2 separate regions of the Mus musculus genome follow, and region 2 is linked to region 1. Evidence: chromatin loops called from intact Hi-C (ENCODE). Cell type or tissue: heart. All regions are shown on one strand. Links, peaks and the distances in the headings refer to the core of each region. The heading gives the core; the rest is flanking DNA.

Region 1 (8,717 bases), core at 300-8,299:
ACCCAACAACAATGGAGGAGTGTTCCTCTTTCTCCACATCCTCTTCAGCATCTGTTGTCACCTGAATTTTTCATCTTAGCCATTCTAACTGGTGTGAGGTGAAATCTCAGGGTTGTTTTGATTTGCATTTCCTGGACGATTGAGGATGCTGAACACTTTTTCAGGTGCTTCTCAGCCATTTGGTATTCCTCAGGTGAGTATTCTTTGTTAGCTCTAAGCCCAATTTTTTAATGGGGTTATTGGATTTTCTGGAGCCCAACTTCTTGAGTTCTTTATATATATTGGATATTAGTCCCCTGTCTGATTTAGAATAGCTAAAGACCTTTCCCAATATGTTGGTGGCCTTGTTGTCTTATTGACGGTTTCTTTTGCCTTGCAGGAGTTTGCAATTTTATGAGGTTCCATTTGTCAATTCTCTATTTTACAGCACAAGTCATTGCTGTTCTATGTAGGAATTTTTCCCCTGTGCCAATATCTTCGAGGCTTTTCCCCACTCTCTCCTCTAAAAGATTCACTGTCTCTGGTTTTATGTGGAGTTCCTTGATCCACTTAGATTTGACCTTAGTACAAGGAGATAGGAATGGATCAATTTGCATTCTTCTACATGATAACAGCCAGTTGTGCCAGCACCATTTGTTGAAAATGCTGTCTTTTTTCCACTGGATGGTTTTTGCTTCCTTGTCAAAGATCAAGTGACCATAGGTGTGTGGTTTCATTTCTTGGTCTTGAATTCTATTCCATTGTTCTACTTTTCTGTCGCTATACCAGTACCATGCAGTTTTTATCACAATTGCTCTGTAGTACAGCTTTAGGTCAGGCATAGTGATTCTACCAGAGGTTCTTTTCTCAATGAGAAGAGTTTTTGCTATTCTAGGTTTATTGTTATTCCAGATGAACCTGCAAATTGCCCTTTCTAACTTCATGAAGAATTGAATTGGAATCTTGATGGGGATTGCATTGAATCTGTAGATTGCTTTCAGCAAGATAGACATTTTTACTATATTGATCCTGCCAATCCATGAGCATGGGAGATCTTTCCATCTTCTGAGATCTTCTTTAATTTTTTCTTCAGAGATTTGAAGTTCTTATCATACAGATCTTTCAATCCTTAGTTAGAGACACCACAAGGTATTTTGTATTATTTGTGACTATTGTGAAGGGTGTTGTTTCCCTAATTTCTTTCTCAGCCTGTTTATCCTTTGTGTAGAGAAAGGCCATTGACTTGTTTGTGTTAATTTTATATCCAGCTACTTCACTGAAGCTGTTTATCAGGTTTAGGAGTTCTCTGGTAGAATTTTTAGGGTCACTTATATATACTATCATATCATCTGCAAAAAGTGATATTTTGATTTCTTCCTTTCCAAATTGTATCCCCTTGATCTCCTTTTGTTGTAGAATTGTTCTGGCTAGGACTTCAAGTACTATGCTGAGTAGGTCGGGAGAAAGTAGGCAGCCTAGTTTAGTCCCTGATTTTAGGGGGATTGCTTCCAGCTTCTCACCATTTACTTTGATGTTGGCTACTGGTTTGCTGTAGATTGCTTTTATCATGTTTAGGTATAGGCCTCAAATTCCTGATCTTTCCAAGACTTTTATCATGAATGGGTGTTGGATTTTGTCGAAATCTTTCTCCGCATCTAAGGAGATGATCATGTGATTTTTGTCTTTGAGTTTGTTTGCAGGTACTTAATGTCACATCTCTCTCTCTCTCTCTCTCTCTCTCTCTCTATATATATATATATATATATATATATATATATGTATATATATATATATTATTATATTAAATACTACAATGTGTTGAATACATAAACATGCAATTAAACTTAAAAAACAATTATCTTCTAGAATAACATCACATTCCTCTGTCCTATGTAAACCCTACTCTCTCTTTGTCCTTAATGTGCAGATGAACTATAAAGCTTGTGGGTACATTAATCTCTATATTTTCAGGATATTTTGAAGATGCAGTTCAAACTGCATTAAGCTTTTTAAGCACTGTAAGACACATCAATGAGAGATCAAGGGAGGTAGTGAATCAACCATCTCTGCATCCTATTCCTGCAAGCTGAGAACATCACTTGCCCTTTCCCTGGTAACCCATCAAAATGTAGTCACCTACAGAGTACTTTGCTACTGTAAATTTAAGATGATAATATTCAGCATAATGAGAATTTTAACTTTCAATTTAGGAGTATTCCTCTACAGTGCTCTCTATGTTGGGCAAATATTTATTTTTGCCTACAGGGATACGGTGTTATCTTCTTACCTTCTATTATTGCACTCTTTAAGGATACCTAGTCAGAGGCCTGAAGGAGTCACCTTCCAGCACCTTCATGAATTTTCTCCACAATAATCTATTTTTTTAAAATTGAAGTTGCTTTCCCTGTGGATGATGATGACAGGATTGTTGGAGGATACACCTGCCGAGAGAATTCTGTTCCCTACCAGGTGTCCCTGAACTCTGGCTACCACTTCTGTGGAGATTCCCTCATCAATGACCAGTGGGTGGTGTCTGCAGCTCACTGCTACAACTCATAAGTGGTAGTCCCTAACGGTACAGAATAAAAATTTGGCCTTTCTGCAGACACAGTATAAGATCAGGCAAGAACTAAGGTTGTAAAGTAAACAGCAGTAGTCAGAAGGGAAAGATTACCAACTGACACATTTTTATGAGTTTGGGAAGAGTACAGAATAAGAAACCGTTCACATTCCTAACAATCAAAAATAAATTAATGATATACATATTGAAGGCAAGGAAAATTGACTTTAGGATAAAAAAAACCAAATTCGAAGTCACAAAAAGACTATCTCAAAGACTAATACTGTGTTCTAAACTCAGAGTTTTCAGTGAATGTCAACAGTCTGTAAGTGTACTAAAACATTATCTTTTGACTAATTTTATCATATAGAGAGAAGTCAGAGTTAGTTTCTATACCAGATAGTATCAGACGTGAATGAACATCAGTTTCAGACAGTTTATTGAGAAAGTCCAGGAAAAGAACCTAGAAAGTAAATTCATAGCAAATTTCAAGTTAACAAAGCTACATGGATCAAAACTATCTTATCCCAAATTTGACCAGACCTATCAGAATAATAGTTCTTAAGAGGAAAGGATTTAAGGTGGTTTACATTTTGCAAAGAGACAGGACAAATGAAGAAACAAGGAAGTATGTGTATGCAAAGGGGGGAGATGTAGTTTTGAGGAGATTCCCACAGCAGTCTTTCATGCCAATCATATTTTGTTCCCCCCCACACCTTTTGAAGCAGAGAGTAATTGGGTTTCACAATTGTAGTTGCACATCACAACTCTACTTCTGTGATATTAGGCAAGTCCTCTTCCCCATTCCAGATATATTCAGCAAAAAGAGCTCAATAACTCTGAGTTACTTGGGGTTAATGGAGAGACTGTGAATCCCACCACTAAGGATCATTTTTTGCCCTATCAAAACTCCAATGTCCTCTTTCTTCCTCCAGCAGTAGCTCTGTCTCCAGTCTTTCAAGTTTTTCTGTAAGGTTAAGGTTTATTACCCCTTCCTTGCTCATCCACTATATGATCAGAAATGAAAGCATATGGTTCCAGGAAATGAACCAGCAGGTCTTCTGCATGGGTCCAACAGTCTGGGGATAACTCAGACCAAGTCATCTGTCCAAGAGGAATACTCCTAAGTTGAAAGTTGAACTTTCATATGCTTCTCTTCCCAACAGCCGCATCCAAGTGAGACTGGGAGAGCACAACATTAATGTCCTGGAGGGCAATGAGCAGTTTATCGATGCTGCCAACATCGTCAAGCATCCTAAATTCAAAAAGAAGACTCTGGACAATGACATCATGCTGATCAAGCTGTCTTCTCCTGTGACCCTCAATGCCAGAGTGGCCACTGTGGCTATGCCCAGCTCCTGTGCACTTGCTGGCACTCAGTGTCTCATCTCTGGCTGGGGCAACACCTTGAGCTCTGGCGGTGAGTAGGCTACTTTGTTGGCTTCCTTTACAACTTTCCAGAACCAATCAGGTTTCTACTCTTAAGTCACTGGATTCTAAGATGCAAATACATTGCAAGTACACTGAGTTGTGCAGTGGGTATTAGAGAGAGTTGCACACAAAATGACCTTGATCACAGAATGTAAACAGAACAGATGAAAAAATTCTATTATTACTTCCATAAATGACATCAATAATCACAATTTTGGAATCCATGTTTCTTGCTGGGCTTTAATATATAGAATAATGCCCAGTTATCGAAAAGAGTTTGGGCTGGTGAGATGGCTCAGTGGGTAAGAGTACCTGACTGCTCTTCTGAAGGTCCGGAGTTCAAATCCCAGCAACCACATGGTGACTCACAACCATCTGTAACAAGATCTGACTCCCTCTTCTGGAGTGTCTGAGGACAGCAACAGTGTACTTACATATAATAAATAAATAAATCTTAAAAAAAAAGTTCACCACTGGTATGTTGATGGCTATTCTGGTCTGAATCACTTTCCTTCTTATCTTTTCCTCAAAGTGAACAACCCAGACCTGCTCCAATGCCTGGATGCCCCACTGCTGCCTCAGGCTGACTGTGAGGCCTCCTACCCTGGAAAGATCACCAATAACATGATCTGTGTTGGCTTCCTGGAGGGAGGCAAAGATTCCTGCCAGGTAATTGGCTTCACTCTCACAAAAATAATGTGTTCTCCTAGGATTGGGGTTAACATGCCCAAGTGTATGAGGCAGGAAGTTTCCTGTAGTGGCTCCATGGAATAGTGAGGAGGGCTATTCTGGAGGTTATTTCAACATGTCAGCCAGAACAGAGGATGGGATAACCAAGGGAGGCAAAGCATGGCTACAATGGCATCTTCAGGTCAGAGTAATGTGGTCCTTTTCCCTTGTGCCTCTTCCTTCAATACTGTATTTCTCCCTTCCAGGGTGACTCTGATGGCCCTGTGGTCTGCAATGGACAGCTCCAGGGCATTGTTTCTTGGGGCTATGGCTGTGCCCAGAAGGACAACCCTGGTGTGTACACCAAGGTCTGCAACTATGTGGACTGGATTCAAAACACCATTGCTGCAAACTAAGCATCCTAATCCCTATGAAGTCACTATGCCAATAAACTGAATTTTTCTTACTTTCTGTGTCTCTGTCTGATCTCTTGCTTTTTTCAATGGGAAATATATCTTATTTGAAGTCATTTTTCTTTACCATTGATATGTGACAAGCATCATACAGCTCCATATATGTTGAATGGAATAGTATTTCAGTAGTAGCTGAAACGACAAAAGCAATTAGAAGAAAAACATAGTAGAACGTTCATGCTAAAAATGTTCTTAATAATCATTTATGTTTACATGTGATTTTTTTTTTACTGAGCACTTTCATAAACCAAAATTTTGTTCAGGAATAAATAACATATTTTAAATTGGAAAATCTTGAATGAAAGTTTTCTTTACAAGTTAACGTGATTCATAGGCACCATGGCTGGATGTGATTGTTTGTTGCCTCCCTCCTTTGGAGGCTTGCATAGCACCTTCTGGTATCATAGAAGCCAATCCTCAAAAAGAAGGCATTCAAATCAGATCAGCTCAGGGGCCTCTGGGTCCTGTGCCTTAAATGCATGGTGTGTTCAACAAAAGGGACTTACCTTCCATCTCTCTGGGTCAAAGAAGAAGTGTAATAAGCAATAGCCCATAGTGTTTCTGCAGTCTTTTTGAAAACCCTGAGAATATCTCAAAACAGGACCTTTCAAAGGCAGGGTCATTGTCATTTTGTTAGATGGTCTTTGGCTCTTGAAGGGTGTATTGCTAGTACCAGAGAGGAGCCTCCAGTGATAGATAGTATGTGTCATTTTCCAATTGGTTTCTAGGTTAAGATCTTTTACAATGTTCCATTCATTGACCTGAAATGTTGATGATCTCATTTTTTTTCAATAAAATAATCTTCCACATATATGTATCACATTTCATTATATACTCATTTGTTTGAAAGGTGTTTAGATTGTTTCAATTTCCTAGCTAAGATGACTAACCTGGCAGTAACCTGTCACTCTGTACTTGAACTACTTAACCTCCCAACAAAAGGGAAAGTATGACTGATACTATATTCCTGATCAGGACTATTTAAATAATTCTATAATCCCTAAGCAAATGAAAGCAGACATTAAAAGTCTCTCCATTAGCCTCCCACAAAAGCCCAGGGCCAGATGGTTTTAGTGCAAATTTCTACTAGACTTTCAAAGAAGAGCTAATATCAATACTCCTCAAACTATTCCATGTAACAGAAACTGAAAGAACATTTCCGAAATCATTCTATGAGATTAGTCACCATGGTTCTTAAACAACACAAAGAATCAAGAAAGTAGCAAGACACAAAATTAAATTGAAGAAATCTGTAGCCCTCCTTTATATACATGATAAGCAATCTGAGAAAAAACTTAGGGAGATAATATCTTTTATCATAGGCACAAATAATATAAAATACATGTGTATAATTATAACCAAGCAAACTAAAGACCTATATGACAAGAACTTCAACTCTCTCAAGAAAGAAACTGAAGAAGATATCAGAAGATGTTCATGGGTCCCTAGGATTAATATAGTGAAAATAGCCATATTACCAAAAGCAATCTACAGATTCAATGAAATTCCCTGCAAAATTCCAACACATTTCTTTTCATAAATTATGTTCTCGCTTTCATGTGGAAAAAACAGACTAATAATAGCTAAAACAATCTTGAATACTAAAAGAAATTCTAGAGGCATCACTATCCCTGACTTCAAGCTGTTGTACATGGCAATAGCAATAAATACTGCATAGTATTGGTACAGAAACAGACAGGTAGGTCAATGGAATTGAAACATCTTGCTTCTTCACTGGTCTTCACTTCATAGAGAGAAACTCACCAAAAAATTTCTTGTGATCTTTTGGCTCATTCTGGCCCCTTCCACTGATTTGTGCCTATTTCCTGGAGCATTGCTGCTACTCCTGGATCATGTGACCACTACCTATTCATGTTGCATGTTTGCTATTGAACTGGAGTGCTGGTATTATAACAAGGAAGGGTAGAATAGCCCAAAGAACTTATATATATATATATATATATATATATATATATATATATATTATTACGTATTTTCCTCAATTACATTTCCAATGCGATCCCAAAAGTCCCCCATACCCTCCCCCCTACTTCTCTACCCACCCATTCCCATTTTTTTTTTGCCCTGGCATTCCCCTATACTGGGGCATATAAAGTTTGCATGGCCAATGGGCCTCTCTTTCCAATGATGGCCGACTAGGCCATCTTTTGATACATATGCAGCTAGAGTCAAGAGCTCCGGGGTACCATCTAGAGACTGCCATATCCGGGGATCCATCCCATAATCAGCTTAAAAACGCTGACACCATTGCATACACTAGCAAGATTTTGCTAAAAGGACCCAGATATAGCTGTCTCTTGTGAGACTTTGCCGGGGCCTAAAAAACACAAAAGTGGATGCTCACAGTCAGCTATTGGTGGAGCTAGAGAAAGTACCCAAGGAGCTAAAGGGATCCGCAACCCTATAGGTGGAACAACATTATGAACTAACCAGTACCCCAAAGAACTTCTAAATAGGCCCACATCACTCTTTTCCTATTAACCCTCTATCTCCCTTACCTCTAGACAATGGGCAATTGAAGCATTTAAGAACACTAAATAAAGAGATTTTTGAAAATTTCAAACCTACAGACAAGCATGGTATATACTCAGTTATAAGTGGACATTAGTTATAAACCATGTTTCAGAATGTAGAACAAAATATATATTAGAGGTGGGTGGAGGAAAGGAATTAGATGGAAGAGATGATGGGGACACTAGTAAGACAGTGGGGAGATTAAATGTAGGGCACTCAATTGAGAGATAATGAAAATTGTCAGTGAGTGGTGATCCTACTGGGGTCTCCAAATAACGAGGGAAACAGAGTCCCACTGGCCTTCTCATGTTACCAAATGAAGTTTTCAGGACCAGGACTATTTTATATGCAGTGGAGTTGTTGGCCAAAAGTGTCCATGGAAATTCCCATGCAATTCATGCAATTGCCAGCATAACATGTTGCTCTCTGCAAACAGGTAGGAGGGTTCCATTGTTGAAGGCAAAACCCACACAATTCACTGAATATGGTGTCTACATAGAACTTTCACCTAGTCTTCACTGATGATGCTCTTGTATTTGTTAGCCTTGCTTTCTTCTCTAATGTTCACTTATAGTGATTTTATAGAGAAAAAGCACCAAAGAATTTCTGGTGGTGTTCTGGCTGCTTCTTGTAATTCCCTGGATCCATGCTGCTTGGTGGAGCCTTGTGACTTCTTCTGGTCAAGCCACTGCTGCTTATTGATACTTGGTGTTTTGCTAGTGGAATGGACTGCTCACAATTAAGATTGGAATCACCCAAAATAACTGCTTTAAACAGGTACATGTCCCCCATGTAATATTAGCCATCTGCCTCCCCTACTGCTTTGTCTCTGGGCTATTAGGAAGTTGAAGCATTTATGAGCCCTTACTAAAGTAGATTTTGAAAAATATAAATTTACAACATCTTTAGAAGATTTGGAGGGTCTTTGATTTATAACGTTTAGTCATAGTTTTTTTTTTTTTAATCTTACAGGTCCTTTGCATATAATTATGACTTCCAGTTCTGTGTTCTTGTGTTCTTATGAGATTCCAGTGTTCATGAACTTATGCTTCTCTGAGTCTTTGTGTGTC
Region 2 (8,717 bases), core at 436-8,435, 66 kb before region 1:
CCAGGGACTAAACTACCAACCAAAGAGGGGAGACCCATGGCTCCAGCTGCATATGTGGCAGAGGATGGCCTAGTTGGTCATCAATGGAAGGATAGTCCCTTGATCCTGTGAAGCCTTGATTTCCCAGTGTAGGGTAATGCCAGGACAGGGAAGCAGGACTGGGTAGGTTGGTGTGCAGGGGGAGGGGAATGTGATAGGGGGTTGTTGGAGGGGAAACCAGGAAAGGGGATAATATTTGAAATGTAAATAAATAAGATATCTAAAAAAAAAAAGATATTGCAAGGTGCACATGTAGACTGTTAGGATCCAGTGATGGCTTGTATTTTACTTATATTGTATATAGTTATATTGGCTTATATTTATTTATATTTAGTTTACTTCTATTCATTCTCCCACAAGGACTCTTATGTAGTGAGAAGATAATGGATATTTTTAGCACATGAACAGGTAAAAAATTAAAGACCTGAATTGATTCTAAAAGGAAAAAATGGGACTTTGACAATTAACAGGAGTAGACCCATCAGAAATTGTCGTACCTTTACTAATACTGAAATTGCCTCGTTATTTGTATAAGATGAACGTTGGTAAAAAGCTTATGGTAATTTGGGGGAGAAATTAACAGCAAATAACCAAGAGTAAAAGACTGCAATTTGTAAAAGAACCAATTTGGATTTTCCTTCAGACGACAAAATGAACACCAACCTGAAACCCCTTCATTCTATAATGTTGCAGGTTAATCAGAAAAGTGAGATTATATGTCAGAAAAAAACAAGTAAAGTGTCTCAGAGCCTGTGTGATTCAATTCAAGAATCAGAGTTGTACTATTAAATTTTCTTGGATCTTTTAATAAGGTCACTGACTCTTAATGTGTGGAAAGAGTTGTTTTGCACATAGAAAGTGCTAAACTTATTCAGAATGATTCAGAATTAACATCACTATATATTCAACTACAACAAGCTGAAATAGAAGTCATCTGATCTGTATAACATATATATATATGGGATATGATATGATATATATATATATATCATCCTGAGTGAGGCAACCCAATCACATATCATATCATATCATATCATATCATATCATATCATATCCCAACAAGGAAGGCCTCAGGCACAAGGTAACGATGAGATAGACCATCTCTTAATACAAAGGGCAGTAAAAGTTTCAGAATTTCATAGGAAACACCATGTTAACAGCAAAAGTTTGAAGAAAGATATTTCTATCCATTGGCAACAAAACATGAAAATTATATGGAAATATTGTATCTGTTCTATGCAAACTCCATTACCTGCAGGGTATAACCCAAAGGGTATCCTGAAAAATAAAAATAAAATCTATCAAATGGATGGGCTGTATTTTGCAGAGTTTGGAAAATTGAAGTATGTGCATCATAGTATAGATACATATCCAGGATTTCAATGAGCTCTAAGTTCTGAAAGACCAACTCTGAACTTACTTACTAGATGTTATGGCTATTATGAGCATGCCTGTACAAATTAAGACTAACAATGCTCCAGCATGTTTCTTCAGTAAAATGAAAATGTTATACTTGTCCTCTCGGATATCTTGTCCTTTTTATACAATGTAAAGCACGTTACAGATATACCACACAATTCTACAGGACAAACAGTTGTAAAAGTATATAATTATCCTTTAAAAGAGATGGTTAGTATACAGAAAAGGGTAACAAAGACCCCCAGAGTTATATCACATAGTGCTTTATTAACTATAAATATTGTAAATGCTAATGAGCAAAACCCAACAGTTATTGAGACACTTAAATGTGAAAAAAAACTGCTGAATTAAACCATTCTTATTTTTTTTTAAGGATGTCTTAACTTCAAAGTAGAAGGCAAGAAATGTGCTGTGTTGGTGGGAGGGAGGACTTGCCTTTCTTTCAACAGAAGAAAAAAAAAAGCTGTAGATTTCATGATAACTAATAAAGATTAGATTTGCCTAAAGGAGACCTCCTGTAAAGCTTGTTTGCAGACATGAAGAAAGAAACTAAGGAAAACACCAAAATAGGTAACATGAATGCTGATACCGCTACATAGGAACAGCTCTAACACTGGCTGAGATATCAGTGTCTCCAGCCTGGACTTCAGCTACACAGAGCAAATAGATCTTGTTGGCTATAGAGTCCTCAGGAATTTTTTATTACATGTCATCTTTTCATGAGGCATGGTTGGAAATTTATATTAGAGTTTGGCTATACATTCCAAATGTATTATAAAGTTTTGATTCATTTCACTTGGCCAAACATAGAGTAGATAATTATCTTTAGCTGATTTGTGCACATTCCATATGTATTAGTGCAGTAATGTATAGTGCCTTTAAAGGTTTATATGGCTACAGAGCAAAAGGACCAGACACCAAATAAGATAAGACAAATATCACAGGTGATCCAGCTGCACACATTGCCAGAATTATGTTTCCTCAAAAATCTGCATCTAGGACAACTTAAAAAGACTAGCTAAGATACTCAAGACTTACAAACTGTTCCAGCCAGGACTTGAGTTAAGCCCTTCACTTTCCTGTCACATAGAGACTGGACAGTAAATGATACAGCTAGCTTTCCTAGTACTAAGCCAATATCTTAGGTTTCATAGGGCCTCCAAAAGATGTCATTGCCCATATACAGCCAGAAGCAATCCTAGAAAATGACTCCCCATTCTCAAGAGATAGGGGTGAGTGGGTTTTGGTCATTCAATGTGTGGTGGATGATTGTCATTATTTAAAGGGTTGTCAGTAACAATTTATTAATGGTCTCGGTCACAGAGGAAAGAAGGCATAAATACTCAGGGATCTGTTTTTCCTCTCCTCTATCCCTCTTTGTCTTCTATCCAGTGTTAGGAGAAATAAGGGGAGAAATGATGAAAAGAAAAAGGGGAAATGCAGAAATGATAGAGTAAAACGGTAAATTACTGACTCTACATTTAAACTGAAGAATATCAACAAGCCAAATAGTTTTACATTGGTTTAGATTATTATAAATTGATACAAATTAAGGTTATATTTTGCTACAACATACTGCCTATATGTTTTAACTCTTTTCTGAGGTATTGTTCCTATGCATCTCATTTAAAAATGTAATGTGACATTCTAGTCCTTAAAATATGCTACTGAAAACTGTTTAGAGTAATTAAGAAGTAAAAGGTAGCCATAAATCTATCAAATCTGTGGTCATCTAAGGTACTGGTTTAGTTTATTTAAGAAATAAGCTTTATTTAGTCTCCTGCAGATGTTTTCAAAGATGAACAGATAATAGATAACTAGAAACAAGAAATATTTCCTTATTCAGATATACTCTAGATTCACAGATGATCTTCAGACACTTCAGAGATCTACATAATGTGGCATTTAAAGATGTCTTATTCATAAGATGCTTTTCATGACAGGGAGACACAACAGCTTTTGGTGGCATCTCCATATTACTTTAATGAATATTATGGTCATCCAAGAACCTCCTTATGGAGTATGCTTCAGATACAGCAAAGCTAGAAACTTGGAAAAACAAAAAACAAACAAACAAACCACTGTCCTTGGTTCAGTTGTGAACAGAATGCTCTCCCAGCAATGCACAATCAGGGCACAAAGAATGTCAACTGATGAACTTTGCCAGGACAAGGTAGGCACATCTTTCATAGTTCCTGCTTTACAGAGAAGTCTGTCAAATACACTGGTCCAGAAGGCTGAAGACAGATACTTTATATTTCAATGAAAACTTGGGTGACTTTCCAGGTTTCAAGCAACCTCTGTAATTTCTGTAGTTTTGAAAGCTTCTTGTCCTGCACTTTCAGTTTATTCAGGTAATATTTATCCTTCTCTAATATTTATTCTTCTCAGGTGTCTGATGGGGTTGAAGATTAGATAGTTATAATCTCAAAATTGATCTTAAAGACATTTATAAGTTGATAATGCAAGTTATGATGGAAAGTGATTCAGGGACAGAACTTTGAAGTCATCAAAATAGAGATAGTGGATAGAGAATGGAGCACTTTATCCAAAGGTGACTAATACAAATGGACTGGACATTGTGAATATAATTCTTACCTGATAGTTTTCATAATTTTTCTTATTGTATGTAATTAATATTAGAGAAAGAACCTTTTTTGAACTAACAGGGGTAGATATTGGAGTAATGTCTTATGCATTGGGTAAAGATTATCTCTTTATTAAACAAATACTGATTTCTGAACCAACAGTGATATGCTTACAAGCCAGGCTTTGGGTATTGTTAATAATCAGTGATTTGTAAATACTTCCTCTCTCAGCTTTTTATTGGTTTAAATACAATGCTTATGGCCTATAGCAAAGGCAAGAAAGGAAGGTGGGACAGAGAGGAAATCTGAAAAGTGCCAGTCCAACAGAGAGGAGGAGGCTAGACCAGTATTAGATACTGAGAGGTAGAAACCATGTGGCAGGCATAGATAATATGTATGGGTTAATATAAGTTGTAAAAGTAAAATAAAAAGGGAAGAAGGGAGGGAGGGAGGGAGGGAGGGAGGGAGGGAGGGAGGGAGGAGTAACCATAAACAAAATCTATACCTCACACATGATACTGAAAAATGAAATTATGTAAACAGTCTGCAAATCCCAGCAGACATGGCAATGTGACAGACATTCCACTTATGAATGAGGCCAGGAACAAATAAATAAGAAACAGCATCCAGAGATGCATTATGTTCATATATACATATATAAGTATGAATGTGAATATTTCTGAATATAATCTGCTTGTTCTGTATAACTTATTTATTTGTATGTTTTCAAGCCTGACTATTTGCCACTGGATAACCAATTGGTGTGCTTAGTGTGCTCTTCCCTGGGAAGATCACGTATTCCAATCCCAGTCTTCCTTAGTTTCCTCTTGTTCTTTGTGTAGGCTTAAACCACTTTAGAGTTTTTGTTTGTTTGTTTGTTTGTTTGTTTTTTCTGATCGACAATGGTGTGGCCATTAGTGTAGTATGTGTTCACTTAATATTTAGGACTTTATGTGACTATGGGTGCATCTTCTGATATTATTAAAGGAGACAATCCCTTGGAAAACTCCCTAATCTCTTGGCTCTTAGAGTTGTATTACTCCTTCTTCAACAATGGTCCTGAGCCTTGGATATGGGACTGCTTTGTAGATATTTCCCACCTAATAGTACCAGGTCTTCGACAAATAATTTCCAATGAGGTTAGGGTATATCTAATAAATTAGGCCATTCTTTTTATTAATTATTTTATTTACTTACATTTTAAATATTGTCCCCCTTCTTGGTAAGAAGGCCATTCTTTACTATCTAACCTCTTTATATCTTCCTAAGAAGACCATTTTTTAATTATTTTTATTTTTATTTTTTGCTAAGCCTCCTTTCAAGAATCAACAGTTATCCTTCTCTGAGCCAAGAAGAAAATTTTCCTTATCACATGTCCCTAACCTACCTACAGAAAAGTCAAACAAAGCAGTGATAATGTGAGTCTCTGGAAAGGGGAAAGCTACAGGTGTGCTCCTGTAGTAGCAGACGGAGCCCTCCCCTTAGTATCTCCTTCTCCCTGCACTGGGGTATAAAGGCAAGCTTTCCCACAGTGTTCACTGCCTGCTGTCACAATGAGTACACTCCTGTTCCTGGCCCTTGTGGGAGCAGCTGGTAAGTTCCATGATTTAACTTGGGTCCTGTTCTTTCTTATAGAAGCTGTGAATCCCACCACTAAGGATCATTTTTCGCCCTATCAAAACTCCAATGTCCTCTTTCTTCCTCCAGCAGTAGTAGCTCTGTCTCCAGTCTTTCAAGTTTTTCTGTAAGGTTAAGGTTTATTACCCCTTCCTTGCTCATCTAATATGTGATCAGAAATGAAAGCATATGGTTCCAGGAAATGAACCAGCAGGTCTTCTGCATGGGTCCAACAGACTGGGGATAACTCAGCCCAAGTCATCTGTACAAGAGGAATACTCCTAAGTTGAAAGTTGTACTCTTCATTATACTAGAAATTATTATCTTAAAATTCTAACCTTAGGAGTCTGGAACAATGACTTTTTATTAGGATGGGCATTTATGTATATATATATAAAATCTTCCCTTGTGACCCTCAATGCCAGAGTGGTCACTGTGGCTCTGCCTAGGCCCTCTGTACCTGCAGGTAATTAATGTTGCATATCTCTCTCTCTCTCTCTCTCTCTCTCTATATATATATATATATATATATATATATATATGTATATATATATATATAATACGTGTATATATATCATATATATTATATATTAAATATTACAATGTATTGGATACATAAACATGCAATTAAACTTAAAAAACAATTATCTTCCAGAATAACATCACATTCCTCTGTCCTATGTAAAGCCTACTCTCTCTTTGTCCTTAATATGCAGATGAACTATAAAGCTTGTGGGTACATTAAAATCTCTATATTTTCAGGATATTTTGAAGATGCAGTTCAAACTGCATTAAGCTATTTAAGCTCTGTAAGACACATCAATGAAAGATCAAGGGAGGTAGTGAATCAACCATCTCTGCATCCTATTCCTGCAAGCTGAGAACATCACTTGCCCTTTCCCTGGTAACCCATCAAAATGTAGTCACATACAGAGTACTTTGCTACTGTAAATTTAAGATAATAATGTCCAGCATAATGAGAATTTTAACTTTCAATTTAGGAGTATTCCTCTACAGTCTCTCTATGTTGGGCAAACATTTATTTTTTCCTACAGGGATACAGTGTTACCTTCTTGCCTTCTTTCTTGCCTTCTATTATTGCACTCTTTAAGGATGCCTAGTCAGAGGCCTGAAGGAGTCACCTTCCAGCACCTTCATGAATTTTCTCCTCAATGATCTTTTTTTTTTAATTGAAGTTGCTTTCCCTGTGGATGATGATGACAAGATAGTTGGAGGATACACCTGCCGAGAGAATTCTGTTCCCTACCAGGTGTCCCTGAACTCTGGCTACCACTTCTGTGGAGGTTCCCTCATCAATGACCAGTGGGTGGTGTCTGCAGCTCACTGCTACAAGTCGTAAGTGGTGGTCCCTAATGGTACAGAATTCAAATTTGGCCTTTCTGCAGACACAGTATAAGATCAGGCAAGAACTAAGGTTGTAAAGTAAACAGCAGTAGTCAGAAGGGAAAGATTACCAACTAAAACATTTTTATGAGTTTGGGAAGAGTAAGTATACAGAATAAGAAGCCGTTCACATTCCTAAACAATCAAAAATAAATTAATGATATACATATTGAAGGCAAGGAAAATTGACTTTAGGATAAAAAGAACCAAATTCGAAGTCACAAAAAGACTATCTCAAAGACTAATACTGTGTTCTAAACTCAGAGTTTTCAGTGAATGTCAACAGTCTGTAAGCGTACTAAAACATTATCTTTTGACTAATTTCACCATATAGAGAGAAGTCAGAGTTAGTTTCTATACCAGATAGTATCAGACCTGAATACACATCAGTTTCAGCCAGTTTATTGAGAAAGTCTAGGAAAAGAACCTAGAAAGTAAATTCATAGCAAATTGGAAGTAGCAAAGCTACATGGATCAAGACTATCTTATCCCAAATTTGACTAGACCCATCAGAATAATAGTTCTTAAGAGGAAAGGATTTAAGGTGGTTTACATTTTGCAAAGAGACAGGACAAATGAAGAAACAAGAAAGTATGTGTATGCAAAGGGGGGAGATGTAGTTTTGAGGAGATTCCCACAGCAGTCTTTCATGCCAATCATATTTTGCTCCCCCCCCCCCCCACCTTTTGAAGCAGAGAGTAATTGGGTTTCACAATTGTAGTTGCACATCACAACTCTACTTCTGTTATATTAGGCAAGTCCTCTTCCCCATTCCAGATATATTCAGCAAAAAGAGTTCGATGACTCGGAGCTACTTGGGGTTAATGGAGAGGAAGATCCTCATACACTTCTCTTCCCAACAGCCGCATCCAAGTGAGACTGGGAGAGCACAACATCAACGTCCTGGAGGGCAATGAGCAGTTTATCGATGCTGCCAACATCATCAAGCATCCTAAATTCAAAAAGAAGACTCTGGACAATGACATCATGCTGATCAAGCTGTCTTCTCCTGTGACCCTCAATGCCAGAGTGGCCACTGTGGCTCTGCCCAGCTCCTGTGCAGCTGCTGGCACTCAGTGCCTCATCTCTGGCTGGGGCAACACCTTGAGCTCTGGCGGTGAGTAGGCTACTTTGTTGGCTTCCTTTACAACTTTCCAGAACCATTCAGGTTTCTACTCTTAAGTCACTGGATTCTAAGATGAAAATACATTGCAAGTACACTGAGATGTGCAGTGGGTATTAGAGAGAGTTGCACACAAAATGACCTTGATCACAGAATGTAAACAGAACAGATGAAAAAATTCTATTATTACTTCCATAAATGATATCAATAATCACTATTTTGGAATCCATGTTTCTTGCTGGGCCTTAATATGTAGAATAACGCCCAGTTATCAAAAACAGTTCGGGCTGGTGAGATGGCTCAGTGGGTAAGAGTACCCGACTGCTCTTCCAAAGGTCCTGAGTTCAAATCCCAGCAACCACATGGTGGCTCACAACCATCTGTAACAAGATCTGACTCCCTCTTCTGGAGTGTCTGAAGACAGCTACAGTGTACTTACATATAATAAATAAATAAATCTTAAAAAAAAAAAAAAAAAGAGTTCACCACTGGCATGTTGATGGCTATTCTGCACTGAATCACTTTCC

Evidence for each region. Hi-C counts contacts between places; a loop is a spot of excess contacts. Peaks named below come from ENCODE experiments on the same cell type or tissue, not always from the same donor. Only the 100,000 strongest peaks of a DNase experiment are listed, where the experiment ranks them.
Region 2: it touches region 1 in a loop (10-fold over the local background); 10 of 42 quality-filtered maps call a loop at or near these places.

What each region holds. Positions count from the first base shown.
Region 1 is chr6:41,414,538-41,423,254 of GRCm38, forward strand. It overlaps Tcrb and the pseudogene Gm5409. Among named protein-coding and RNA genes, the nearest start is that of Gm5771, 27 kb to the left of the region's middle. In heart, for the core only: no CTCF peak of the experiment used is centred there; no DNase peak of the experiment used is centred there.
Region 2 is chr6:41,348,593-41,357,309 of GRCm38, forward strand. Try10 (trypsin 10) reads left to right here and starts at 5,513. Exons shown (of 5, transcript NM_001038996.2): 1 at 5,513-5,639; 2 at 6,860-7,019; 3 at 7,931-8,184. The coding sequence starts at 5,600. It also overlaps Tcrb. In heart, for the core only: no CTCF peak of the experiment used is centred there; no DNase peak of the experiment used is centred there.